Linked DNA regions of Homo sapiens: regions 1, 2 and 3 are each linked to region 4. A link is a contact called in ENCODE Hi-C or POLR2A ChIA-PET data. All regions are on one chromosome and are shown on one strand. The core of a region is the stretch at or near the end of the contact, and the rest is flanking DNA. Distances in the headings are between cores, read along the strand shown.

The links. A loop is a pair of places that touch in the nucleus more often than their neighbours do. ChIA-PET counts read pairs that join two places held with the same protein, here RNA polymerase II (POLR2A). Pooled maps may share reads with other maps.
Region 1: a loop to region 4 is called in a pooled map, with 8 times the contacts of the local background. The contact joins two enhancer-like sites. A Hi-C loop is called at or near these places in 5 of 37 single-sample maps with no recorded cell type and 10 of 50 pooled maps.
Region 2: a loop to region 4 is called in a pooled map, with 6 times the contacts of the local background. The contact joins two enhancer-like sites. A Hi-C loop is called at or near these places in 6 of 37 single-sample maps with no recorded cell type and 10 of 50 pooled maps.
Region 3: a map with no recorded cell type shows a loop between it and region 4 (17-fold over the local background). The contact joins two enhancer-like sites. A Hi-C loop is called at or near these places in 8 of 37 single-sample maps with no recorded cell type and 9 of 50 pooled maps. POLR2A ChIA-PET finds 5 or more read pairs at or near these places in 1 of 52 experiments (PC-9).

What each region holds. Positions count from the first base shown.
Region 1 is chr1:66,348,236-66,354,860 of GRCh38, reverse strand. All of the region lies in intron 8 of PDE4B (phosphodiesterase 4B), which reads right to left. Among named protein-coding and RNA genes, the nearest start is that of SGIP1, 180 kb to the left of the region's middle. RefSeq lists enhancers at 1-275, 2,841-2,890, 2,901-2,990, 4,583-4,632. Within about 2 kb of position 4,545, at least 24 of the 41 ENCODE cell types and tissues checked have a DNase peak (open chromatin) inside an H3K27ac peak, as active enhancers do.
Region 2 is chr1:65,249,988-65,257,164 of GRCh38, reverse strand. No RefSeq gene overlaps it. Among named protein-coding and RNA genes, the nearest start is that of DNAJC6-AS1, 56 kb to the left of the region's middle. RefSeq lists silencers at 2,416-2,485, 2,576-3,075. Within about 2 kb of position 2,789, at least 14 of the 41 ENCODE cell types and tissues checked have a DNase peak (open chromatin) inside an H3K27ac peak, as active enhancers do.
Region 3 is chr1:66,393,175-66,400,061 of GRCh38, reverse strand. No RefSeq gene overlaps it. Among named protein-coding and RNA genes, the nearest start is that of SGIP1, 140 kb to the left of the region's middle. RefSeq lists an enhancer at 2,580-2,759. Within about 2 kb of position 3,484, at least 5 of the 41 ENCODE cell types and tissues checked have a DNase peak (open chromatin) inside an H3K27ac peak, as active enhancers do.
Region 4 is chr1:65,810,289-65,816,992 of GRCh38, reverse strand. The region is part of intron 1 of PDE4B (phosphodiesterase 4B); the gene reads right to left. Among named protein-coding and RNA genes, the nearest start is that of PDE4B, 21 kb to the right of the region's middle. RefSeq lists an enhancer at 4,592-4,821. Within about 2 kb of position 4,834, at least 2 of the 41 ENCODE cell types and tissues checked have a DNase peak (open chromatin) inside an H3K27ac peak, as active enhancers do.

The sequences.
Region 1 (6,625 bases), core at 3,296-5,795, 540 kb before region 4:
TTTGCCTCAGGCATTTTGGAATGCTCTCCTTGCCACAATCCACAAATCCCTTTGAAAGAATTCACAGTTCTGAGAGAGCAATCCCGAAAGGATCAGGAAAGCCCTGCAGATTCAGTGATAAAATAATCAAAACTTAGAAAAGACAAAAACCTCCAAAATGTATGGCATTTCCTAAGCCAAACAAAGCCCATCTTCGCACTCCATTCTTGCAAGAAGCCTATGCTCCCTGCTTATTTCCTGGCAGAAGAGAGTAATGAAATCAGGAATTGCACGAAGGAGCAAGAGCCTGTCCAAATGTATTCAGCTGGCTGGTTTGAAGCACTTATGAATTATGAATAGCCCTGGTGGCCGAAGGGGTTTCCACTCTTCTACATTAGTCCTACTCAGCTGAACTCTGCAAGGAAGAAGAAATTCTTCTTTCCTGAGGAGTTGCCAGACTAGGAAACACAGCCATCTTTTAAAAAGGAGAAGATTAAAATGGAGGAAGCCCCATGAATATTTAAGTAAATCTGAAGTCAGTACCCTCCCCCATTTCAACTAGGTGTTCCTTAACCCTCTCTCTCCACTGCAGACCAGAATTCTGCAGATGCAGCCTCTGCACAAAAATCCAGCCGCTCTAATTGATCAAAGTGATGATGCATTTGATTAATCGATTTTCTGAACATTTAAGCAAACATTTAAAAAAGGTTAGGACCATGGCTGTTTTTAGACTAGGCTGCCAGTACACAAGAATTTTTGTGAACTAGCTTTTTGGAGGATTATTTGTCGCACACACCAAGCGTGTGCCAGTGCATTTAGCCTCTTTTCATAGTAAAATGAATGGGAATGGAATTAATTTATTTTATTTGAAAAGTACTTCCTATGCAGCATGTAAGTTTCTGCCCTCCATCAGCTCATTAATATGCATATTAGATTGCATTCGACAAATGTATTAAACTCTTTTAACCTTTCCATCTAGGATCCAGAGTGTGTTAGGAAATATGAACATTCATTTACTGAAAGAATGGTGAATTGTTTGAGATTTAGTGTTACATCTTCTAACTCACATTAGAAATCTGAGGATTTAAATTAATTTTTATTTTATTTTAGCAATCCAGGGCATGTTGAGAAAGTCATTCCTTCCCTGCAGGTTTCTCTCTCCCTTCTTCCCAGCCCCTCCCTTCTCCTTGTCAGCGTTAAAGCACAGGCAAGGGGAAACACTAGAGCTTTACTGCAGTGGGATTCCCCGCCCCAGGTTCACCCCATTTCCCTCCTCATCTTTCCCCTCTGTTACCCTACCCCTGTACTCCCAGGATTTATTTCATCTATAGCAAGTTGAAGGAATAGCAAAGCACCATGGCAACAGCCCCAACTTGCAATTGGCTCTTTTTCCTGTGAGGCATTCCCCTTTCAAATGAGCATCCGCATCCAACAATAGCTTTATTTCAAGCATCCAAGCCCGGAGTCATGCCATCGCCTGTGCCTAGGAGACCTGGCTTTTGGAGGTGAAGCCAATGCAAGCCAGTATTTCTGCCTGCTGGCTCACTGCACCAGGCATTGTTCTCAAAGATGTCCAATCATCCTCCTTCTGGGTAACCCTGCTTGCGTATGTGTGTGTGTTTCCCATGATACAATATGTTTGTAACCAGGCATCTCTGAATCAATCATCTCAGCTAGCATATTTTACTTATTGAACCTCTGTGCAATTTTGAATCCCAGGTGAATCACATGAATTCCAAATTATTTCGTTTTAAAGACACAACTGCTCAGTCACAATGGCCTCTCATTTTAAATCCTCAAAAGACAGGCACCTAGGCTGAAGACTCAGAAGCTGAAGAAAACAAGTTTATATGCTCTGACCGATAAGCTGAATTTTGGCAAAGAAGTGAACTTTAATTGGATCATTGTAAAAATATGTTGTAAAAAGCTTAGAGACAGATGATTTCTTCCATAATTTTCTCTGCACTAGACTTAGGCAAATATAACATTCAAACAATTGTCTCATTTTGGCTCCTTTAGTCTCTCTGAAATACTTAGGAATGTTTTAGAGTCAATCAGGTTTGTAGTAGTTCAATAATGCCCTTTTTTCACGTATTTGCCAACCATTTATTGAATACCTAAAATGACCAGGGAAAAGAGTGATGATATAGCAGTGAAAAAAAAACAAAGGAACAAACAAAAACTCTTTTCATGCTTTTAATCAGCTTTCATTCTAGTAGGAATAGATATATTAGGGCATGTTGTTTAACCACAACAGCAAACAGTCTAGAGAGGGTAGGACCAGTTCTTTACTAGCTATATCGGCAACTCTGCTCAGAAGATAGGAGCAGGTAGAAACTGAATCATAAAAGGCTATAAGAGGAAAGATTTCTCTGTTTATTTTCTTTCTATAGTCTTCCATTGCCACAGGACCCTGTTGGGATACATTGTCAATCACTTTCAATATGGAATCAGGGAGGTGGCTCTCAGCTGCAGGGCTGAAAATAAACCAAACTCCTCACCTTTCCCGCATAGTTTACTGAAGGGATCAGTGTACTCATGCAAGTCATTAACAGATGAATATCACCTTCCTCCTTCCCAGGCTTAAACTAATTCTCCTATGAGCCTTTTGCTAAGGGCACAGCAATGCTACCAAAAAACATAGTCATCTTAAGGCAACCATAAAACACACAACATGGCGAAGTATGCAAATGGAGGTCACTTAGTGTCAGAAACTAACCTAGTCCTTTAAATGTTGCTTAGCAACAACTGTTGGTTTTCCTCCTCCATAAGGGAGGGCCCAACCACACTGATGTGAAAGCAATCATTGCTCTCATCAAAAAGCACTTATGAAGGGCCCATTTATGTTGGGCTCTGTACAAACTAAGAAAGGCAGACATGGCCTTCAAGGAGCAGACGGCGGGGGGTGGAAGGGTATCTTTTACATTCTAGTATATGTAGAGTCCAGTTAGTATGACTAGTGTTTAACTGTGTGATGAGACACATTAAGAAATAGAATAGATATGAATTATGTTTGAAGTTAAGCCTGAGGAGACAGTTGAGGAGCTAGGCTTAGTTGGGCTTTCAGCATCTGACTCCCACATGGGAGTGTTTCTGTTGAGCCAGAGGCAGCCACAATGTAGTAGACAAATCTTGACTTTTCATTCTCAGCTCTCACTCTCCTGTGTAGTTACATCACCTCTCATGTGTAAAATGAGAATGATCAACCCTAACATTTCATACTTGTATGATAAATTCTGTGGCTGCCTCCTACAGTTTGGACACATTATTTACCAGCAACCAAGACTTCCCAGAAAACAAAACTCCCTCTACATGACTGAGGAAAACAACTCAAATTGAAAATGCTTCAGACCATAACAAAGGAAGGGAAGCATTTATCATCCCTCAGAGTTTCATAGTGTAAGACTTTTGGAATCTATTTATTAAGTTACACGTTTCATCCAGACTCGAAGGTAAAATAGCTCCTGGGTAAAACTGTGTCCCAAGGAGTTACTGGATTGGAAGGAAATGGGCATTATTTACTTTATTAAATTCAGTAGAGAAATCCACAAACAGGAACACATTATTTTAAAGATAAATGTGTCTCTACCATCTCATGTACACAGATACTATTTTCCCTAAGAATCTGCCTTCACAGGAAAACCCTGTTACAGCCTACCTAGAAATAATGTCCCCAGAGGAAATGGCCAATGCCCCTTTTCAACACAGACAAGCAAAATTTGTGAATAAACTCTAATAAAAAATTCCTCCGATGCCTTCTTAAGCTTATGCCCAACATTAGATTCACATACACTGCTAGAAATTGCTTCTATTTTTTGAAAAGGGAAGAAGGTATATTTTCTAGATATGTGATTTAATATTATTGGCCTAGAATATACCTTTTCTATAAAATTGTCTGATTTTTGGAATAAGTTCCTTTAATAGTGAAAAGTTATTTTAAAAGTAGAGAATAGGTAATAAAAGCTAAAATTCAATTACACTTGATAGGAACATTTTGTTTGATGGCTTCAATTTTTCTTTAGTTTTAACACTGCATACAGAGATTATTTCTTCTGAGCCAGTTTCTTCTGAAGTGATAGGACACTTCTTCACTTTTCTATATTTCTCATGGGAGAATTAGTTTGAGCTTTATGCAAAGATCCGCAGGCAAGATAGGCACTATCTTGGTAATGAGTTCTTAGTTAAACTAATCACATAGGAGGAGTGAACTGGAATGATCGCAGGCTCTTCTCAAATCTAAAATTTGGGGATTTTATGTTTTTGAGAATAAAACAGTCCAGAATAGTGATAACACAGGAAGCTAGTATAAAGCCCATGAAAGAGCTTCTTCTAAGACTAATTTAGGCCTGTTGAGGGTGACCTGAAAATCACTTAGGAGTGACTCCTAAGTGATTAAAACTATTCTTCACCCTATCAAAGACTAGCTAAAGCAGGTACCTTCCTCTCATGGATAACCTCAGGATGAGGTCAGTAGGAGAAAACTGTAAGAACAGAGAATAAAAAGGTGTCAAAGAGAGGAAGGCAGCCCCAGCAGTTAGTTACTCTTGTGGGTGGCCGTCTACGCAGGAGCCCAGCTGTGAGACAGGCGCCTTATTGTGTGGGATCTTCCTGTTTTTGCAGAATGAAACAACTGCCGAAGTCATTAAAGTCACAATGACTTTATTAGGGACTAACTTTTGACTCATGTTTTATACTTTGTTAGTCATAACTTAAAAAGAATTCCCGGGCATCAGGAAAGTGAAGGGGCTGAAAATTCCTCCTGAAGGCACAGAATGCCTTCAGTGCATTCTGTGCCTTCAGTGGTAGAAAGAAGTCGAAACTGCAGTGGTACAGTTTAGTGAGAAATGAAGTAAACAGAGTCTGTCCCTGTCTTAGCTCTGGCCCTAAGCAAATATGTAATCTTGGGTAAGCTGAATTAACTTCTTGGGGCTCAGTTTCTTTAGTGGTAAAATGGCTAGCTTCTAATCTTCCTTTTGACTTTCAGGAATTTTGCATGGGAAGAAATGAAGACCCAAAGAAGTAAAGCAAATCTAAGTTTTAAATGAAAAAGAAATAAACAGAATGAGGGATATAGTGTGCTTGTCTAAAACTCCTTATGAAACTAACAATTTCCACAATTCTTAACATTTCAGATTATTTGACAATGTGCATCTCATCTCTTCCCTCCTTTTTGTGTTTCCCTATAAACTCTACCAATCATTTGAAACTTGATGTCCAGTTTCTTTATTGACAGGTTTGTCTTATTTGAAAAGCAAGTGCAATTGAATTGAGTTGGTAACATGGTCAAAGAAGTAATAATGGACATGCAATTGTCCATTAACGTCTGCTTAATCAGCTAGTGTTCCATAATGGGTCATCTTAGCAAACAAGTTCTGCTGTACTAACATCTGCAGCAAACCTTTGGTGTGCCAGGGAACAAACACAGTGAGATCATTCTCACTGTCCATGTGCCAAATCAGAAAGAAACTCTTCTAAACATGTTAGAATTGAGTGCTTCTTGTCTTAACTGCTCAGCAACGTAGTAATCAATAGGTAAGTATACAACGAAAAACAAGCATGAATATATCTACCATTATTCTGCATCAAAAATTATGATGAAGCAACAATAGAATCAATTCTACTTGCTAGTTAGAGGACAAGTCTCTGCTCAAGTGACATATTAAAAGGCAAAGCAGGGAAAAACCATTAATGCCTTCATACAGAATTGAAAAATATCAAAAGATCAAACAAATTTGAATATAGCTGCTCTATAACTAATCTCCTAAATGAGATTAGGGCTTGAACAGCTCCCCAAATTATTACATATTTCTTCCTATCTATCTAACCCTTTTCTGCTGTCCATTTTTCTCAGAATTTCTGAAAACTTCTCAAGAGATGATATAACACACATTATTGGAACACTAAAAAATTGACGTTTCCTAGACCCAAAGTGATTCCCATAAGAATGTTTATAGCAATTTCTCATGATCCAACATTCTCTCAACTCTGAAAGTTGCTGCAGTGATGTAATCAAATGGACAAAAGATACTGTAACTATTTATACCTAAAGACTGATACATTCACTATGCATTTTAAACTATATATATAATATTTATAAACTATATTATGTTTCCACATATATAAGGTTGCCAGATTTAGCAAATAAAAATTCGGGGCACCTAGTTAAATTTGAATTTCAGATAAAGAAGAATTTTCTTTATCTTTTTTTTTTTTTAACTGTAAGTATGGTCCTGATATTGCATGTGCAAATAGCCTATGAAGAGATTGGATTTCCAGGCCATACACTCATTATATATGTTAAGTTTAGGGGCACTGTATATTTTTAGATAATTTAAACTTTTCAAAATTTTCTTTTTGACAGAGGACTTTTCTTCCAATGAGAAACGTAAGACCTAAAACTGTTCCTGGAGCATCACAATTTCATTTCATATACTTGATCCTTCCCTTTTAATTTGTCTGTTAATAGAGAAAGACAAAAAAAGGAACTTTGAAGATTTGAGATGATGATCTGATAATTAAATTTAGCAGAAACCTTTTTCAACAGATGACAAAAATCATCATAGTAACTGAGAAAAATCAAGGAATCAAGGTACATTATTCAGTCACTCTTTTGTTTTTCCTTTTAAGCCTTTCTACAACTTTTTCT
Region 2 (7,177 bases), core at 1,540-4,039, 560 kb after region 4:
ATCTGGTTTTAAAAATTATAAAACTAATGCAGGAACAGAAAACCAAACACCAGTTGTTCTCACTTATAAGTGGGAGCTGAACAATGAGAACACAAGGACACAGGGAGGGAACCAACACACAATGGGGCCCGTGGTGGTGAGGGCAGGGGAGGGAGGGCATCAGGAAAAATAGCTAATGCATGCTGGGCTTAATACCTAAGTGATGGGCTGATAGGTGCAGCAAACCACCAAGGCACACCTTTACCTATGTAACAAACCTGAACATCCTACATGTGTATCCCGGAACTTTAAAGATTTTAAAAATTAAAATAAAAATTATAAAACTAGAACACTTATTCTAATCCAAGTTACTACAGTGGCAATATTCATCTATTCCTCTTTTGTAAGCATTCACACAACATCTGGAATAACACTATGCATGTAATTATCACTCAAGGAATACTTGTTGCAATCATCGATCTCATTCAAGCTCATGATAAAAAGTGGTCAGCCTTCGGCCCTATTAAGTTTCAGCAATAGTTCTTTTTGTTTGTTTGTCTGAGACAGAATCTCACTCTGTGGCCCAGGCTGGAGTGCAGTGGTGCAATCTCAGCTCACTGCAGCCTCTGCCTCTTGGGTTCAAGCGATTCTCCTGCCTCAGCCTCCCAGGTAGCTGGAACTACAGGTGTATGCCACCACGCCCAGCTAATTTTTGTATTTTTAGTAGAGACGGGGTTTCACCACCTTGGCCAGGCTGGGCTCGAACTCCTGACCTTAAGTGATCCGTCCGCCTGGCCTCCCAAAGTGCTGGGATTACAGGGGTGAGCCACTGCGCCCGGCCTCAGCAATAGTTCTTGATGACAGTATGGAAAGAATTTTGTTGGTGCACTGACTTTTAAAAAGTAGGAACACATACTTAAAAGCCGGCAAGATGACAATGACAAGCTGCAGAGTCTCCCTAACAACCACCAATAGAAAAGCTTGTTTCCAATGCAATAAATAAATATTTGAAAGATAATTATTGCTGGTCATTTTCAAATTTATTTTTATAATGCTTAATAGGTGCTAACACTTTATAACTACTAACTCGTTTAATTCATTAATTTATTTAATCCTCAAAACACCGGGGGTGGGTGAGGGGGACTATATCGATGGCAGGGTCCTGGTGCAATCTGGCTCTGCCCTGCATCCGGTCGGCCATTTTAGAAATAAGGCATGTCAACCCCCCAGAGGAAGGATCCTCAGATGATGGAAACAGACAAAAAGGACAAGACAAGACACATTCATAAGCAGTATCTACACAGTACCAAGCCCTGCACTTAGCCTCGTGGGGGATGCAAAGATGAAATGGATGAGAATGTGGAATCTTTAATACCAGATGAACAGTGACAAACGCTCTACAGGTGACGAAATGCTAAAGGAGGGGTTACAGGTGGCAGGAACCACAGAGATTTCAGCGAGGAGACTGCATTTGTGCTAGTCTTGGCAGGAGGGTAGGAATCCGGCAGGCTGAGATGCGAGCATGGACACTGCAGACAGAGAAAAGCCGGGAGCCCCCAGATCAGGTCACTTCCCTGCTTAGCACACTTCAGTGTTTTCCCAGCTCACGTAGAATAAAATCCGAACTCCTCTTCATGTTCTGCCCAGACCTCGATCCAGGCCCTGCATCCCTCTCTTTCCCCTTGCTCAATTCAGGCACTCTGGGAACCTTTCCACTTGCTATTCTCTATTACTCGGCTTCACGCTAGAGTAACTCCTAGTCAGTCCTCGGGTCTCCGCTGACTTGCAATGCCTCGGAGAGGCCTTCCCAGTCCGCCTGCCATGGAAGCTCGGGGACCTGCCTTTTTTCCTCTGTCAGCAGACTGATTCCCTCTAAGCGCACATAGCAATGTGTACCGGGCTTTCTCTGTTTTGCGTGTGTAATGTCTGTCTTCCTCTCTAGAAGTAGTTCCAAGATCCGGGCTTTGCCCATCGTGTTCTCCGGCCAAGGCAGATGGAGGGGCTCGATAAAAATTGTGGAATGAATGAATGGAGTGAGTCAGTGATTGGCTGTGAGTTGAGGCCCTGGCGAGGACAGGACTGAGTGTGCTTGGAAATAGTTTATCGTGGCGAGAGCTTCGAAATCACCGCAGGCAGGTAGAGAGGAGGTGGGTACAGGGCGGGAGGACCTTGAAGGGAGCCTCGGGTTCTGATTCATTCCCCCAGTAGGCACTGCATTGCAGGCGCCAGGCCAGGTGCTGGGGGCCGGGGACAAGCTAACCTCAGTGAGGCTGTGTCGCCGCGCCACCGTGGCTTCCCTGTGTCCAGAGCCAAAGCAACGAGCAGGGGCTAGAGGAAAGGAGACTGTGCCGACATCAGCCCCTGCGCTTCCCCAGCGGTCCCGGTACCCGCGACCGAGGGTCGGGTTCGGGCGTCGCCTAGGCATCCAGGCTCCCAGGGCCGGGAACGCGACCCGAGAGACCGCCGGGGACGGCCCCGCCGCCGCTGCGCCCCTGCCTCAGGGTAACAGGTCCCGACCGGCCGCGCCCACACTCACCCTGCGCCGCCTGGCGAGCTGAGCGTGGCCTCCACAGCCGCCGGGTCGCCTTCCACGGCCGCCGCAAGGAAAACAGCTTCCGGCTCTTCTGGCCTCCCTTCTCAGTGGCGCCCATCGGTGCGCCGCGCCCTCCCCCGCCGCGGTCGCCCGAGCCGAGCGCCACCGCTCGCCGCCGCCGCCGCGCGTCTGCCAGGTGCCGGGCCGCTGCTGGGAGATGCGCGCCGGGGGCGGAGCTTGGGGCCGGGAGCCGTGGCTGGCGCCGACAGGGGAGGCTGCCCGGCTCCGCCCACACGGCGGCGCCTGGCGCCCGAGGCGTGCGGGTGCGCGCGGGCCCGCGCCGCTCACTCGGGGGGCACCGTTAGCACCCTTTATTAACACAGGAGTCCTAGGGGGCTCTCACCCGTTTTATCTCCCTGTTACAAACCATACACTCCACACTCCGAGAGGGTAAGGCATCTGCCCACAATCACACAGCGCTAAAGAAATTCCAGAGCCCTAGACTCTGACGATGTTTACTCACACCGTGCTACCGCCTCAAAATGAAACATCACGTTAGAACGTGGTTTTAGTTCTGACAGATATTCCTGTTTTCCTAATACAAGAGATTACTAGTCACCCACATGATTTTTTAAGAACTTGTTCTATGTCCAGTTACTTTTACACACATTTCATGAAACCTCATTGCAACCCCGTGGTGTGGGAGGCGTTTCCCATTTTCCAGATGAGGAAACTGAGATGGCAGAAGTGAGGCTCCCTCACCCCATCCCCATGCCATCACTGGTCTCTGTTGAGATTTTGCTTGGAATTGGGAGAGACTGAGAGGAAGATCAAAACCAATGCCCTTGAACACGACCTGGCTGCAATAATAATAGCTAATATTTATAGAATGCTTTTTATGTGGCAGATTTTACATACATCATCTTATTTAACCCCTCCAGTAATACTCGTGGGGCAGAAACAATCTCCAAACTCAACAGATAGGGAAACCGAGCGTCAGAGAGTACAGGTTAGATATCTAAAACCTCAGTAAAAAGGTTTTATGTTAGGTCAAATTATGAAATTGCCATTTTTGTAGGCCCAAATAATATCAGACAAGAGCTTCTATCGGTGACCAAAATTAAAATCACCAGTGGAGATCGGACACGGTGTCTCACGCCTGTAGTCCCAGCACTTCAGGCGGCTGAGGCAGTCGGATCACTTGAGCCCAGGAGTTCAAGAGCAGCCTGCACAACAAAGCAAAAACCCGTCTCTACCAAAAATGCATACACACACACACACACACACACACACACACACAGACACAAATTAGCCAGGCATGGTGGCACACACCTTCAGTCCCAGCTACTCAGGAGGCTGAGGTGGGAGAATCACCTGTGCCCAGCGAGTTAGAGGCCGCAGTGAGCCGAGAAGGTGCCACTGCACTCCAGCCTGGCTGACAGAGTCACGTTATCTAAAAAAAAAAAAAAAAAAAAAAAAAAAAAAATCACCAGTGGAGACAGGTGAAAATCGAATGCCTGCAGATGTGATATGCTGAGAAAGACACATCATCTATGGAGTATTCTGGCCAAACATGCACAGCATGAAGCTAATCATGGGGAAACATCAGATAAACCCAAAATGAGGAATCCACTATTAAAAGGAGCAGGGAAGTGCTGTATTCTTCAAAAGTATCAATGTCATAAAATAAGAAGAAAAGCTATGGAGATATTCTAGATTCAAGGTGACTGGGCTGGATGCAGTGGCTCACACCTGTAATCCCAGCACTTTGGAAGGCCGAGGCAGATGAATCACCTGAGGTCAGGAGTTCCAGACCCAACATGGCGAAACCCCGTCTCTACTAAAAATACAAAAATTAGCTGGGCATGGTGGCGTGCACCTGTAATCCCAGCTACTCGGGAGGCTGAGGCAGGAGAATCACTTGGACCTGGGAGGCGGAGGTTACAGTGAGCCAAGATTGCGCCATTGCACTCCAGCCTGGGAGACAGACCAAGACTCCATCTCAAAAAAAAAAAAAAAAAAAGGTGACAGAAGAGACATTGCAGCTAAATACAATACCACCTGACTCTAGACTGGACACTGTTTTGTAGTTTTTTGTTTTTGTTTTTTAAGGCTCTAAAGCACATTACTGAGTTAATTTTACAAAAATGTGTATATATATATATATATATGTAGCAGATTAGAGAAAAATGTTTATCAATAAAAAACTTGCTGACATTAATAACTACACTGCGATTATGTAAGAAAATATCCCTATTTTAAGAAAACACACACTGAAGCCCCACACGGTGGCTTCGCCTGTAATCCCAGCACTTTTGGAGGCTGAGGTGGGCAGGTGGCTTGAGCTCAGGAGTTCAAGACCAGCCTGGGCAATGTGGTGAAACCTTTTGTCTCTCTTATTAAAAATTGAAAAATATAAAAAAAAATTTAAAAAGAAAATACACACGAAGGCATTTAGGAATAAAGAGCCACGATGCATTTAACATGCCTTCAAATGATTGGGGGTTGGGGAGGAAAGGTGTGTGTATATAAAATAAAATGGGAGGAATCACTCCACCCAAACTTGAAGCCTACTGTAAAGGTACAATTTCAAAAACCGTGCAGTGTTGGCAGAAAAATAGACACATATCAACGGAACAGAATAAAGACCCAGAAATAGAATGGACCCACGTAAATCTGTCCAACTAATTTTTGACAAAGGATCAAAAGCAATTCAGTGGAAGAAATGTGCTTTTTCAACAAATGATGTTGGAGCAATTGGACATCCATAGGAAAAAAAAAAAAGAGAGAAAATCCAGGACCCAAACTTCATACCTTATACAAAAATCAAGTCAAAATGGATTCTAGACTTAAATGTAAAACTATAAAACTTAGAAAGAAATAGGAGAAAATTTTCTAGTACCCAGAGCTATACAAAGAGTTCTGTGGCTTGTTACCAAAAGCACAATAAGAGGAAAAATTGATATGTTGGACCTTATCAAGATTATTTTTGCTCTGTGAAAGACCCTGTTAAGAAGATGAAAAGACATACTACCAACTGGGCAAAATACTTGAAACCACATAGCCAACAAAGGAGTATTTAGAATATGTAAAGAATTCTCAAAACTCAGCATTAAAAAACAAACAAACTGGCGGGTGCAGTGGCTCACACCTGTAATCTCAGTACTTTGGGAGGCCAAGGCAGGTGGATCACCTGAGGTCAGGAGTTCAAGACCAGGCTGACCAACATGGTGAAACCCTGTCTGTACTAAAAATACAACATTAGCCGGGCATAGTGGTGCATGCCTGTAATCCCAGGGACTTGGGAGGCTGAGGCAGGAGAACTGTTTGAATCCAGGAGGTAGAGGTTGCAGTAAGCCAAGATCACGCCATTGCACTCCAACGTAGGCAATATAGTAAGATTCTGTCTCAAAAAAAAAAAAAATTAAAATGTGCAAAAGACATAAACGCATATTTCCCTGAAACAGATACATAGATAACAAGCATATGAAAAGAAATTCAACATTGTTAGCCATTAGGGAAATACAAATTAAAACCACAATGAGATATCACTACACACCTGACAGAATGAGGATGTAGCCGAGAAACTGAATCACTCCTACATCACTGGCAGGAATGTAAACTGGTACAACCACCCTGGAAGAGTTTAGCAGTTTCTTATAAAACTAAACACAGAACTACCATATGACCCAGCAGTTGCACTCTTGTGTACTTATCCCAGAAAAAATGAAAACACACAAAAACCTATAAAAGGAATGTTCAGTAGCTTTACTTTGTAACAACCCAAAACTGGAAACAACCCAGGCATCTTTTAATGGGTCAATGGTTAAACAAGCTGTGGTACATGCATACCATGGAATACTAGTGAGCAATAAAAAGTAACAAACTATTGACACATATAACAAGCTCAGTGAATCTCCAAGGAATTACCATAAGTGAAAAAAGCTAATCCCAAAATGTTACATACTTTACATTTTCATTTATGTAACATTCTTAAAATGGTAAAATTATACAAATGGAGGACAAAATCGTAGCTGCCAGGGAGGGGCAGGGTGGATGTGGCTATAGAAGAGATTCTGTGGTGATGAAATTGTTCTGTGGTGATGAAACTGTTCTGTATGTATCTTTACTGTATCAATATCAACTTATTGGTTACTATATTAGATTATAGTTTTGCACAATGTTACTATTAGGAGAAAATGGGCAAAAGAGTACATGGGGTCTCTCTGTATTATTCCTTACAACTACATATCAATCTACAATTATCTCAAAACAAAACATTTTAATGTTTTTAGATTGCATATCAACAATTTCGTATAGTTCACTTCAATACTTAAAATTCAGCTGAGTCAGCCAGGCGCAGTGGCTCACACCTGTAATCCTAGCACTTTGGGATGCCAAGATGGGTGGATCACAAGGTCAGGAGATCGAGGCCATCCTGGCCAACATGGTGAAACCCTGTCTCTACTAAAAATACAAAAATTAGCCGGGCATGGTGGCGCACACCTGTAATCTCAGCTACTGGGGAGGATGAAGCAGGAGAATCACTTGAACCCAGGAAGCAGAAGTTGCAGTGAGCCGAGATTGAGCCACTGCACTCCAGCCTGGCGACAGAGCAAGACTCCGTCTCAAAAAAAAAAAAATTCAGCTGAATCACAATTCAAC
Region 3 (6,887 bases), core at 2,235-4,734, 580 kb before region 4:
TTTTCATTTGTTTGCTCATTTCAGGCTTAATGTCATCATTTTCTAGTTTTGACTCATCTACAAACACAACACAAGGAGTTTTTCTGTCTTCATTCAATATGTTCCTTAAAAATATATTGTAAAGTCCATGGCCAAGAATAGAACATTAAGAAAATAGTGATTAAAACTTTGTATGTTAGAACACTAGAGAATTTTTGAAATATTCAAATGGCTGGACTCCATACCAGACAAAAAAAATCTAAATTTCTGAGTGTGGAGGCAGATATTGATGTGTTGTAAAAGTTTCCTTGTTTAACAGTTGACCAGGACTGCAAACCACTACTCTACATCCTGAATCTAGGGATTCCATCTAGACTAATTTGCCATTAATGAATTTGTGTAAGGTAGTTACAAACTACAATTATGCCTGTCTTATCATTGCAACCACATTTTTGCAATTACCCAGCTATCAAATCTCTCCCTAAAATCAGAATACATTATTTTTAGTATGTTCCTGTTCAGGCTACTCTAGTAACCCTAACAGACAAATGCTAGCTCCTGGTGAAGACTACTTTCATGACTAACTGTTTAGAAATACACTTTAGTGTTTTGCCAAAATTAATGGCACAGTTTTATCATTTCTGAAATTCAGCTTTTTTTGTAAAGGAGAAACTATTTCTAGTCTTCTATAATTTTACTCCATACTCTTCAAAGATTATAAAAATTGGCTCCCTCATCACACCTGCAAACTTTCTTAAAATTTTTTTTTTTTTGAGACAAAGTCTCGCTCTGTCACCCAGGCTGGAGTGCAGTGGTGCGATCTCGGCTCAGCGCAACCTCTGCCTCCCAGGTTCAAGCAATTCTTCTGCCTCAGCCTCCCATGTAGCTGGGACTACAAGCATGAGCAACCACACTCAGCCATTTTTTGTATTATTTGTAGAGACAGGGTTTCACTATATTGGCCAGGCTGGTCTCAAGCTCCTGACCTCGTGATCCGCCCATCTTGGCCTCCCAAAGTGCTGGGATTACAGATGGGAGCCACTGCCCCCAGCCAACTTTCTTAATTTTATGTGATATAATTTATTTGCAGCCTCAAGATTAAAGACTCTTAATGCTCTTTCCCTATTTCTTACCTATTTCAGGTTATAGTGATATATCAGTTATTCATTCAATCATTCATTCAATAAATGCTTGTTGAATATCAACTTTGTACCTGGCACTATGCCTGAAAAAGTTAAAACCCGGGAGTTATCTGAGACTCTGTTCACTAACACCTCTCTCTGATGAAATCCTCTTCACAAATCCTCTTAATCTTCAGCATCCCAACTGTCTCATCTCCTCAATGTGTGCAAGTCATCTAATGGTTTTCTAACAATTTCCTTTTTGCAGCTTAAAAATTTGGATGGACAGCTTACAAATTTGCTCAAGTGTCCAACATCTAGTATGTCTGTCTTTTGGTGCCACAGTTTAATAATCTCTTATACTACCGGGGTAAATGGGTAACTCATTTACCAAACCTGGTGAATGAATGCATGCAGAGCATACACCTGCCCTCTTGGTTGTTTTTGTAAAGGTCTATTGTGTAGCACTCATACTTAAAGATAACTTATGTTGAGAAAAGTTGAAATAAGTTGTCCTTTCTGTTTTTTCCTTCCCACTTACCCTAAGGTAGTTTCAACTTTAAATATTCTGCAATTATACTTCCAAATTCTCTTTATACATTAAGAAAGTTTATTATTATGAAGTCCATCATGTGCCTAATTGTTAAACATTTCAACTCCAATAATCCTCATAAAGTCCCTTGAAGATGGGTACTTCTATGTCTATTTTACAGCTTGGGAAGCTGAGATTCTGAGTTACTAAGTAAACTGCCCAAGTTCCAGCAGATACCAAGTGGCACAGCTGTGATTCAGACCTGGGGCAGTCTTATGACAGAGCCCCTTTGCTTTATGCAGCCACAGTTAGAACACCCAGCTTCAGTCTATTCCAGGTTTACATTGTTTGGTTTTGTTTTTTGAGACAGAGTCTCTCTGTCGCCCAGGCTGGAGTGCAGTGGCACGATCTCGGCTCACTGCAAACTCCACCTCCTGGGTTCAAGAATTCTTATGCCTCAGCCTCCCGAGTAGTTGGGACTATAGGCATGCGCCACCACACCTGGCTAATTTTTGTATTTTTTGTAAAGACAGGGTTTCACCATGTTGGCCAGGCTGGTCTCAAACTCCTGGCCTCAAGCAATCTGCCCCCCTCAGCCTCCCAAAGGGCTGGGATTATAGGCATGAGCCACTGTGCCTGGACAGGCCTATATTGTTAATGGATAATAGTATTCATTCCTACTGGATCCAGATATACCCACTGAGTCTCAACACATTATTCCCATAGCCATTAATTATCCTCAGAATTGGATGTAAGTTGAAGGCTGTTTGTCATACCTTCACAATATGATGGATACTAACCATATGTTAGTATATAATACAATGATATGATGTTGTGTTAATCATAACCTAAACAGATTACTTGCAATTTTACAGCCCTTGTAAAAAAATCTTAATTTTTTTTATCTGAATCCCTCCCCATCCTTTTAGAACAAAGACCGATTCTATATGATAACCAGTGTTCTGCATACTCTGGCCCCTTCCTGCCTTTCCAACCTCATCTTGAACTTCTTTAACCCATTTTTTCTGTGGTCTAGACACAGAGAGAATCTTTCAGTTCCTCAAATAGTCTATGCTCCTTCTGCCATAAAGCCTTTGCTCATGCTTTTCTTTCTGTCTGTGATATTTATCCTTTCCTTCTCTTCTTCCTTTAGACTTTTGCATGCTGTCTCTTGGGCCCTTGGCTAGATCAGACCAGACTACCATCTACCCCTTTAAATTCCATCCAGCTGTCTTTAATGGTGCTTATCATCATTAGTGAACATGCCATTCAGTGTGTCATTATTTAATCTTTGTGTCACTCCTCCATTAACCTTCTAACCCTCAGATCCAGCACATAGTAGGAAGACAATAAACAACAAATACAGATGAATGTCTTCAAATTCTGAATCAATTACAGGAGGCTCCTGAAATACCAGGTTCCTCTGTGCTTTGTGCATTTTAATTTTCAGTATTAATCACAATTAAATGTACAGAAGACTAGGTCAGGAAATAACTTATTTGTAAAATAAGGCAACGTTAGTAAGATGGCAGCCCTTCCCTCCCTGGTGGTCCTCTAGTCACATATATGTGTTTTCCAGCACATGCTTTCTTGTTGGGCTGCTTCGTTTCCATCCAGTGGCGTCGGACACCACGACAGAGGGAAAGGTAGAAGTGCTAGGGTCAGCCTGGGGTTTGTGTTCCAGCTCGAATACTCTGTAGCTGAGCAACATTAGTCACATTGCACATTATTTCTCAGTTTCCTCATCTGTTAAGTGCTTCACTCATAGGACTGTGGTAACACTCTAAATGAGTTATGAGTCTGAAGCACCCACCCGGCACAGAGTCTGATTTGTTGTCTGAGAATTATTTTCCTTCCCCTAGTGTACACTATATACCTGCTAAAACAACAGTGCATTTCTTAAATCAAGTTATATGATTAAAATAGCTGACACTATGTCATGTACATTGTTCTAAGATTTCCCCCATATTAACCCATTGAAAACTCACAAGAGCCCTGTGAAGCAAATACTGGTAATTTCAGCCTCATTTCATGCATGAGGAACTGAGATTCAGAATGATTAAGTAACTAGCCCACAGTCAGGCCAAAATTTAATCCCAGCTAGTCTGGTATGTTCTTATACTGCAACATGATCCTGTGTCTCAGCTGGAGAATTAGCAAGGAACGATGGGCAATGAAGAGCTGGTTTTGAAAAGAAAAATCTCTCCCAATTCTACTATTATCTGGGTGACCTTGGCCAATTCAATTCTCTCTTCTTTAAAATGGGGATACTATCCCCTGTCTCCCGTGTGGAAGCTGAATGAGATGGCAAATGTAAAACCCTTGTACACATTTGTCATTTGCCTGTGGCTAAGACAATTTCTCTTTCTTCTTATAGAAGTATAACCTTTAAGTTTTCTCACCAACAACCTGGCCAGGGTAACTTTGGCCTTTGGCCAGCTCTAGAGCTTCTCGAACAAAAATTGTTGACATTGAGCCCACACAAAGCTGGAAACTCCCAGAGGGATAACTGTGCAGGCTCTGACCCAGCAAGATTTCCCCTGAATTCTACAGAGTTTCAACACATCTGAAACTCTTAGAGAGTAAAGCCCAAAGCTCCGGAAACAGAGAGCCTGGAAAGGAGAAGAAGGAGCTCTACTCTTTTGAAAGAAGGGGAATCTTGGTGATTAAATTTCACAAATGTGGCTCCAGCCATACCGCCCCTGACCTTAAGAACTGTCATGAATGTCTCTCTAGGAAACACTCCTCACACACACACCACCCCAGCATCATCCAGAGTGACGATTGTTAAAAGAAAAAAAATTATCTGACATTGACGTTTGCATTGTCAGAGGCTCCCTGCTCTATAAAGGAGAAGTGTCTGCCCAAGGTGGCCTTACGGTAGATGTAGAGCCCTGGGGAGGGGCTTTGAGTCTGCAGCATGCTTCAACCCTCATCCACGAAAGGGAGAAAATCATGGCTACCTCCTATGGTTATTGTGAAGAGGAAATGCAATAATAAACGTTCAGAGGCTAGGACAAGGCCTAGCCCTTGGGAAGCACCCAATGAATGGCAGTTATCATTGTGGTTGTGTTGTAACAGCAGCTAGGCCACTTGCCCAAGATCACCCAGCAAAATAAGTAAAGAAATGAGAACTGTAACAAACATCTCATGGACTGGCAGTCCCAGCTCTTTCTGCCATATGAAGCAGCCTCTCCCCTGTGTGTCTAACCGTCAGCTTCTTACTTTGTGTGGTGAAAGGGCTAAACCATATTAGAGAGTGTTGTGGGATAAGCAGTGTAAAAATGCCTCCCGCAACTCTCCACTTCACTCCATCCTATGAGATCCTACACCATTAAAATTACTCCCAGCCCCTTATCCCTCTGGGTTCTCTGGACCCCTGAAAGTCTCCCTGAAGCCTCAGGAACTCCCTGTGGGATAAAGGCACATGTAGATTTTTAAAAATGGTGTTTTACTCCAAATTCTTATGTTTTGCTAGGTAGTGGGTTCCAGGTGTGACATCTCACTGTCAAAGGGATATCTGTGACCCACAATAGTCCCGAGCCCAGGGATGGTGGATCTGGCTGTGTCCTGGCCTGGGTCAGCTTTGCCAGTAAAACAAAGGCCATGTTCCCGGTCCGCGTGAGGCCTGAGGGGATGGGACCCTTGTTCCCGTGGCAGCAGGTGTACAGGGGCAGGTGGCACTAACAGGTTGTGGAGATTTGAGCTGGGGAAGGCAGTCTGGTTGGTGGACAGGCAGGAGTTTGGGGGTAGACAGAATTACTTGTTTGCCTTAAATTAGCTTGGGATATTACATAGGTGATTTTGCTTCTCTGAATTTCAACTTCTCTGCCCGTGAGAGATCTTAATGCCCTTCTTGTGGGGCCCATGGGAGAATTCAGAGGGTAGTTCATGTAAAGTGACCCAATATGTGGCTGTTCACATACCCGTTCCTCTTCTCTTGGAATACAAATACAAATAATGGATCTGGGTCCCCGGAAGATGAAAGAAGAAGATTAAAAAGTTAACAACAATCCTTCAGAATTATTAATGTTCTATGCAATAAATTGTTTTATTGTCTCAATAGCCATATGAAATAGAGACCATTATTATGCCCTTTTGACAGGGAAAGTGGAGAACACTGAGAGTTGGAGAGGATAAATGACTTGCCCATCACTATAGATGTGGCAGAGCTGGGACGTGAACACAGGCCTCTGTCTTCTAAGCTCACTGGCCACCGAAGCATGTCTGTCATCCATGAACAGAGCTGGCTGTGCTCAGTCAAGCAGTTGTTGTCCAGGCCTCCTTTCAGCATTTCTGGAGACTCCCTGCAGCTGATAACTCTTTTGAGCAAAGTTCTGCTGCTTCCTCTTTTGGTATGGCCTTGTTTCATCCTTTTCTTCTGAAACACAGATCCCCTATTAGCTGTCCACTCTGAGCCACATGAGGGGAATATGCAGCTGGGGCAGGGGAGATGGCCCTGGCCAGTTAGATCCTCCTGCACTATGTCCAGGCTGGCCTGAGCCTGGAGCTGGGGCTGTTGGCTGAATTTGGCTGCAGTCCATCAGGGATGTACTTCCATTTATCTGCTGGTCCAGTTTGCCCAATCCCCTATTGGTACATGGCTCCTCCTCTGTCAGGGCCTAGCCCCCGCTGTTCCCACCTGCCACTCCCTTCCATTTCCCACACCCTGCTGTTGACTTCCCATAGTCCTCCCTCGCATAGTCTTCAAGGCCTTTCACAATCCAGCCACATCAGATGTCAATCCTTCCTGCCCCCACACCCTACGTTGCTGAACTTCTCATCACACGGTATCAAAGCCCTGGGCCTTTGCACATGGTTCTTTTTGCTTGGCACGCCTGTACATTTCTGCCCTTTTTCAATGGCAGACTCCTTCAAGTCCTCCCAGACCAAGGCCACCATCTGCCACAACTCTACCGTTCACATTGTAATCTATGGAATGACCCCAGCACCACTGCTACTACTACTGACACCTACTTTTAGATAAAGGAGATCTGAGTGTTAGGGCAGGAGTGGAAAACCATGGTGTATTTGGATGTGAGGTGGGTAGAATTTGCAGATTCCCTCAATTCCTTCACCTCTCAAATAGGCATGCAGCCTTCCAGATTGAAAGGAACTCAGAATCTGCTCAGAGGTCTATGCAGGCGCGGGTTGGTCTCTTGGGCAGCAGGACTAAGGCCTGGTCATAGCTCTACTTTCTGGTCTTAACTTTTCAACAAGAATGGCCAGAACTTGAGATGAGTTGGAAAACTACC
Region 4 (6,704 bases), core at 3,585-6,084:
TTGTTCACAGTTTTGAACCTCAGCTACAAGTCTGGAGCACAAGAATCATCTCACTTAATAATACTTTTTTACAAATATGTTTATGAATGTATTTGTGTTGGCTTTGTTACAAAATTATTTTTCAAAATTATAATTTTATAAAAATGCTTTTTACAAAACTTATTACATAGAAGCTGCTTACAAAATTCGAATTAAAACACACATATAGTATTGTATCTTGTTTTTATCTAATTTATACTGTATCATATTAATTTTCCCAAATCAACAAATACTCTTCAAAAAATGATTTTCATGGCTTTAATAGTAAGTAGCATAATATCCCCATATTAGATAATAAGGCTGTTTTGCTTTCTTTGTCCATTATAAATAGTGCTTGACTAACATCCTTGTTTATAAATCTTTGTGATGAAATCTGTGATTGCTTCCATAGATTTTATCATAAAATCAAAATTGAGTATGAACCATTTTATGGTTATTGATACAAATTGCCAATTTGCCTTTGGGGAAAATTGTACCAATTTATATTTCTACTCACAGTTTAAAGGTCCTTTCACTAAAAATTCTTCAAAACTGGCTATTTTTCCTTCTGAAACCTTTTATGAATTATCAATTCGGTAGCAGCAACCTTGCTTTAAGTTGCACTTATTTGGTTACTATGGAGAATTAATATATCTTCAAGCGTTTATTAGCTGTCAAGGGTTGAGATAATTAATTGTACTCACCACCCCACCCCAAAACCAAATCTCTCTATCTCTCTCTCTCTCATACACACACACACACACACACACACACACACACACACTGCATTAATAATCACTAAAAACAGAAACAGGAATCACACTGATTTTAAAAAATAGCTTTCTTAATGTTTAGGCTGATCAGAAAAGAATACTTGACTTTTGATAACACTTGGACCTTCCAAGATTCTTCTAAAACTGAAACACAAGCAGCTGAGGTGCATCTATAGGAAAAGAGAAAATTGAGAAAGAGCCGAGCCAAGCAGTTGTTATTTTTTTCTCACCAATTATTAAGATCAGTTAGCTTAGGATGGAGTCAGAAATGAGGAAACGGAACAAGGTACTGTAGCTGAAGTCCTTTTATGTAAAAACTTGAGGCAGGTGAATATGGTTCCTTCCTTATATAGCAATATGTATGAATCCTTTTACTGATTGCTTTTATATACTTTGTCCAATATTCTTTGAAGAGAGTAGGATTGTTATTATTGACTGATAAGTGCATTTTATTTAATAAGAATGTATCTTTGTCATATATGATCAAATGTTTAGTTCAGTTTAAATTTTTTTAGCTTCAGGACAAATTTTATTGAACAGAAACTCCTAATTTTACAATTGGTTTCTCAATGAACCTTTTTTTAAAAATAAACTTTTTTATTTTCAAATCATTTTAAATTTACAGAAAAGTTGTAAAGATAGTACAGAGTTTCCATACACACTTCAGCCATTTTTCCACTAAGGTCCTTTTACCATTCCAGCATCCAATCCAGGATACCATGTTGCATTTATTCTCAGTTTAATTTTTAATTTTGGTTGTATTTTTTCTCACTTACAGAGCCAACAGTACTCAATTTCTATTCCCAAACTGAACTACCATTTGATAAATAATTGTGTTGTCTCGTGACTTGAAACACCAACTTAATCATCTATATGGCTTCCAAATTTATATATCTTAAATTAAATTTCTTCAAAAGCAGAGATGTAATATTTATGTTGGCTCTTAAAGCACAAGTTATGCTTGCTTAAAAATGTGTGTTGAGGGTGGGGGGGAGGGGGGAGGGATGGCACTGGGAGATTACCTAATGCTAGATGACGAGTTAGTGGGTGCAGCGCACCAGCATGGCACATGTATACATATGTAACTAACCTGCACATTGTGCACGTGTACCGTAAAACTTAAAGTATAATAATAATAAATAAATAAATAAATAAATAAATAAATAAATAAATAAATAAAATGTGTGTTGAATGAAGAATTAATGAACACACTTTTGCTGGGAAATGCAATAATTTTTGCATAGCCAAGCACTTTCTAATTACCTAGAAAAATCAAGCTTTTCCATAACTAGGTATTTACTCAAGACAAATAAAAACATATATCCATGCAAAAACTTATACAAAAAAAAATTTGTAGCTGGTATTTTTGTAATAGTTTACACCTGGGAACAACCTAAATGACAATCAACAGGTAAATGTATAAAGACATTTTGCTATATCCCATACAGCAATAAGAAAAAAAGCATCCTTTGAGTGACAGAAACAAAAAAAAGCAGATACTATATGATTCTATTTATATAAAATTATAACAACTAAAACTAATTCACAGTGAAAGAAAGCAGATCAGTGTTTGCCAAAGGATGGGTTAGAGAGAGGAATGGACAGCAAGGAGGCACCAGGAAACTTTCGAGAGTAATGGAAATATCTTGATTGTGGTGTTTTCATAATTGAACACATTTGTCAATAGTCACTAAATTGTAGCCTTTTAAATGAGTTTAACTTATTGTACTTAAGCAGTATCTCAATAAAGTTTCTTTTAAAAAAAAGCATTACAGAAGGTGCACAAAATAATCCATTGGTTATAAGAATATATATATTACATTCATCTTTTATCAATGTATTTCATCTTCATAAATTTCTGTTTTCACATATTCTCTACAGCATCTAAACATATGTACATATAATAAGATGATGTGACTTAAATATTGTTATAAGGATGAGGGAGCAAAAGGATTTGAAGACTACCAGTCCAGCCAGCTAGAGGAAGAGTGCTGACACACACCCTGAGCTGTTTCCATCAACCAGCAGCTGCCTCGGGCAAGGCTTTGGCAAGCAATGTGCTGTAGTCAATTCACGACTGAATTTTCTGTCAAGTGCCCAGAGTGCCCCAGCCCTTCTGTTCACCTGGCTCTCGACTCTGGGTAATACCCAAAGCTCAAAACTTGGACTTCTTCACTGTTCTCTTTTTAGTCTAATAATTGGCTTAAAGCTCACATACACTCAGGGCTTCTATTATCAGCATAACACTGAAGACAAACAAATCTATATTCCAGATCTCTCAACTGTTGTTTTTTTTTTTTTTTTTTTTGCCGCAGTGCCTACTGCCTATTGGACACATTATTTTTCAAAGCTACATTCTAATTCAAATTCAGTATTTCTAACCCCATAGCTTCACAAACCAATTTCTTCTCCTACTCTTGCACTGCTGCCAAAGAAAAAAATACCCTGAAGTTATCCTTGATTCATTTTCCTCTTTTACTTTAAAAATCATAATTTCTACCCATTTGCCATTAAGGTCTTAATTTACCTATCTCATCTATCTGTAGCAGTGATTCTTTGAAACTATAGAGGACCCCCTCCTCAGAAAAACTACACTGGCACACATTTTTCATACTATTTTGAATATGATTTCCAGGGCCCACAATGAAAATGTATAGATCTCTATATTGTTCACTTCTAAAATCTGTTTACTCTGATCTGGCTTTTTCCTGAGAGTTCCAGACCACCTTCCAAATACTTTTCAGATAGGTATTATTTTATATGGCAAAAATATCTCAAACTTGCACGTTCAAAACTCAACATGCCATTTCCCCCAGCAAAACTGTATCTTTTTCTTAGTCTTTCTTTAGTGAATGGCAATTCAATTCCCCCAATTAATTAAAATAGTAACTTGCATATTACTGTTGACTTCTTTCTCCCTCCGTATACCTCTCACATCTAAATGGTAATTATAGTGACCTCCCACGATTAGTTAAGTGGCATGCATTTGACAAAGTATTAACAACCAACCCACCATATATGCTTACATATTTTCTGTATGAATTTAAATAAGTGACTCACTCCTCTACAGGTGAGCAGCTAATAAACCAAACCCTCAATACCTCATTCCTGAACTCCCTCGGTAGCCTCCTAACTCTCTGCCTGTTCCCAATCTCGTTCCAGTTTTAGTATCTCCCAACATGTCTTAGAATAGATTTAGGTATTCCCTCTCCAGCCCCTACAGAAACTTTAGTGTCCTTATCTTCATTCTTAAGGTTTTGTATTCCTGGGGCAACTTTTCCAGGGCTGTCTAGGACCCTTAGAAAGCAGTTGACAGGCAAATAGAAATAAAGAAGCTAGAGAATAATTGTTTAAGGTGTTATACTCTCTCCCAACCCCTGCCCAGTGCTATCTATTTGTGTTTTCATGGAGACTTTAGAATAGAGCTTCTCAACCAGTGCATTTCTATACATAATATCATATAGGAGGCTGAGACAGTCGTCCCCTCAGTCCCTAGGATAGGCATGTAATTCCTAGAACCACAAACAGCATTATCTATGTAGTTCAGTATTTACTACAAATATTAACATTCCAAAGTGTGCCAATGGATGAAAAAAATAATTGAGAGGCATTTAAAACACAGAAAGTCCCTCCAGTATCTAAAAACAATGAATTTCCACCCTGACATTTTACTGTCTTGGAAATTTAATGCCACCAACCTATAGTTAAAACCTACATGATTATGGCCAATTACATTTGGAAGGGATTTGTCCAAGTTGGCCCTGGATCAGGGAGAGCAGCAGCAGGTGAGAAATGCTGCCTTTGAGCAGCTGATGCAACCCAGGTGTGGCAGAGCATGGAGGGCCATACCCTAAGAAGGAGACCAGCAGAGAAACTGAAACAAGTGAGTAACTAACCTACAAGAGGACCCAGAAATTTAGAAAAGGAACTCTCAGAGCAGAAACTGAAAGCCAAGAACAGAACCCAAAATTGAGTCAGAGGAAATGAGGCAAAAGGTCAGACCTCGGGGAAGGAAGCTAGAGATGCCAAATCAGCAGAAGGCTGAGGGCTGAGGTCAGGGATGAGTCAATTCATCTGCTCTCAAAGCCAAAAGAAGCCCTAGCCCTTGAGCCACCACAAGGGTTAAAACTTCTTTAGTGAAATGAAAGGAACTAAGCTTAATTCCTCACTGAAACCTCAGTACTACAATATGTTAATTTTGTCTTTTAATGGTCCTGGGGTTTTTTTTGGTTTGTTTGTTTGGCTTTACTTTTTCCCCCTAATTTCCTCATTTACCTTCTGTATATTTTATATTTCATGTAATTTTTATTTAACGTTAATGAAACAGCAGCTTTCAAGTTGTCTTAGGCAGACAAGAAATTTTTTTCTAAATTTATTGAAATAAAAGTATATGTAAATTATGTCATAATATAAAGAGAAAATCCAAGCCACCTTACTATCATTAATATTAATATTATTTGTATTACTAGTAGCTATCATGTACTTAACTTTGTAACCTTGTGTCTTGTACTATGCTAGATGACTTTATATGTTAACTCACTCCTCACATTATCCACAGGAGGGATTATTAGTCACAAACAAATGAGGAAATCAAATAGGTCAAAAATTTTTCCATGATCCTATAACTAATAAATGGCAGGAATGAGATGTAAACCTGTGATGTGTCTGATTCTTAATTACTGCACTCAGCTCTATTTTATTTAAAATATGCTTATTTAAATATGACCCACATAAAATGGGTCATTTGCTTAATGAACATCTGTCAAAGCACAGCTGGGTATTAAGTACTTTTCTAGGTGCCCTTGGGGCAAAAGAAAAAGGAGAATCTGACATAGCCAAGCCTTGAGGATGCTCAAGTTAAGTTTGAAGACAAGACGTAGTCCATGAAATACAACAAAAATTAGTCCAAAGTCATAGGTAAGCCTTCAATTTGAGCCCTGAAGATACTATTTCTCAGCATATGACCCTGAGCAAGTTATTCTTATTGTGTAAAGCTGAGATCATAATGATATGAGCCTCATGGGGTGTTCTAAGGATAAGATGAGATAATGTAGACCATTAGTTTTCAACTTCAGGTGATTTCCTCTCTGACAAAAGATATTTGATAATGTCTGAAGCATTTTTGGTTGTCACAACTGGGTAGGGGGAAAAGAGAGTGTTGTTTGCATCTAGTTGGTAGAGGCCAGGGATGCTGTTAAACACCCTGCAATGCACGAGACAGGCTGTCTCCCAAACAGGGAATCATCTGGCCCAAAGTATCAATTGCACTGGGGTTGAGAAACCCTAACGTATTCGAAGCGTTTAGCAGAATCCTAAAGGCATTTAGTAGTAGATCCTCCACATTAACTCACTATATTTGCATGAAAAGGGGGTAGCACTTATGGCATTTATGTACTTAAGAAAAGAATTAAATAGAAAATAATTGTAAATATTAATAATAATTTTAAAATATAACCCTTTAAGAAAAAGTCTTACAAGTCAATGTGGTAGGTAAGAGCATAGGCTTTGGAGTCAGATAGACCTAAGTTTGAATCCTGGCTCTGTGTAATGCTGAAAAAAGTATTAATCTGAACCTCTCCATTTCTTCATCTTTAAAATGAAAATAAATATATCTAAGTTATATACCTGGAACATACTGAAACTCTCAATAAATATTTTTAAAGTTTTAACATACTGAGTCTTAAGCAGGCACTAGAAAAAGTATAGACTTTGGGTTGGTGAAAGAAAAAAAACAAGTCAGCCCTCGCTATATAAACTTAAGCAAATTACTTGGCTGAGGCTTAATGTTTTCATCCTCAAAATTAGTATAATAATGCTTTCATCACAAGGTAATAGTAGGAATTAAATGAGACTGCATTTAAAGCATTTCCTAAGATGCTTGGCACATGGTGAGTGCTCAATAAATATTAGTTA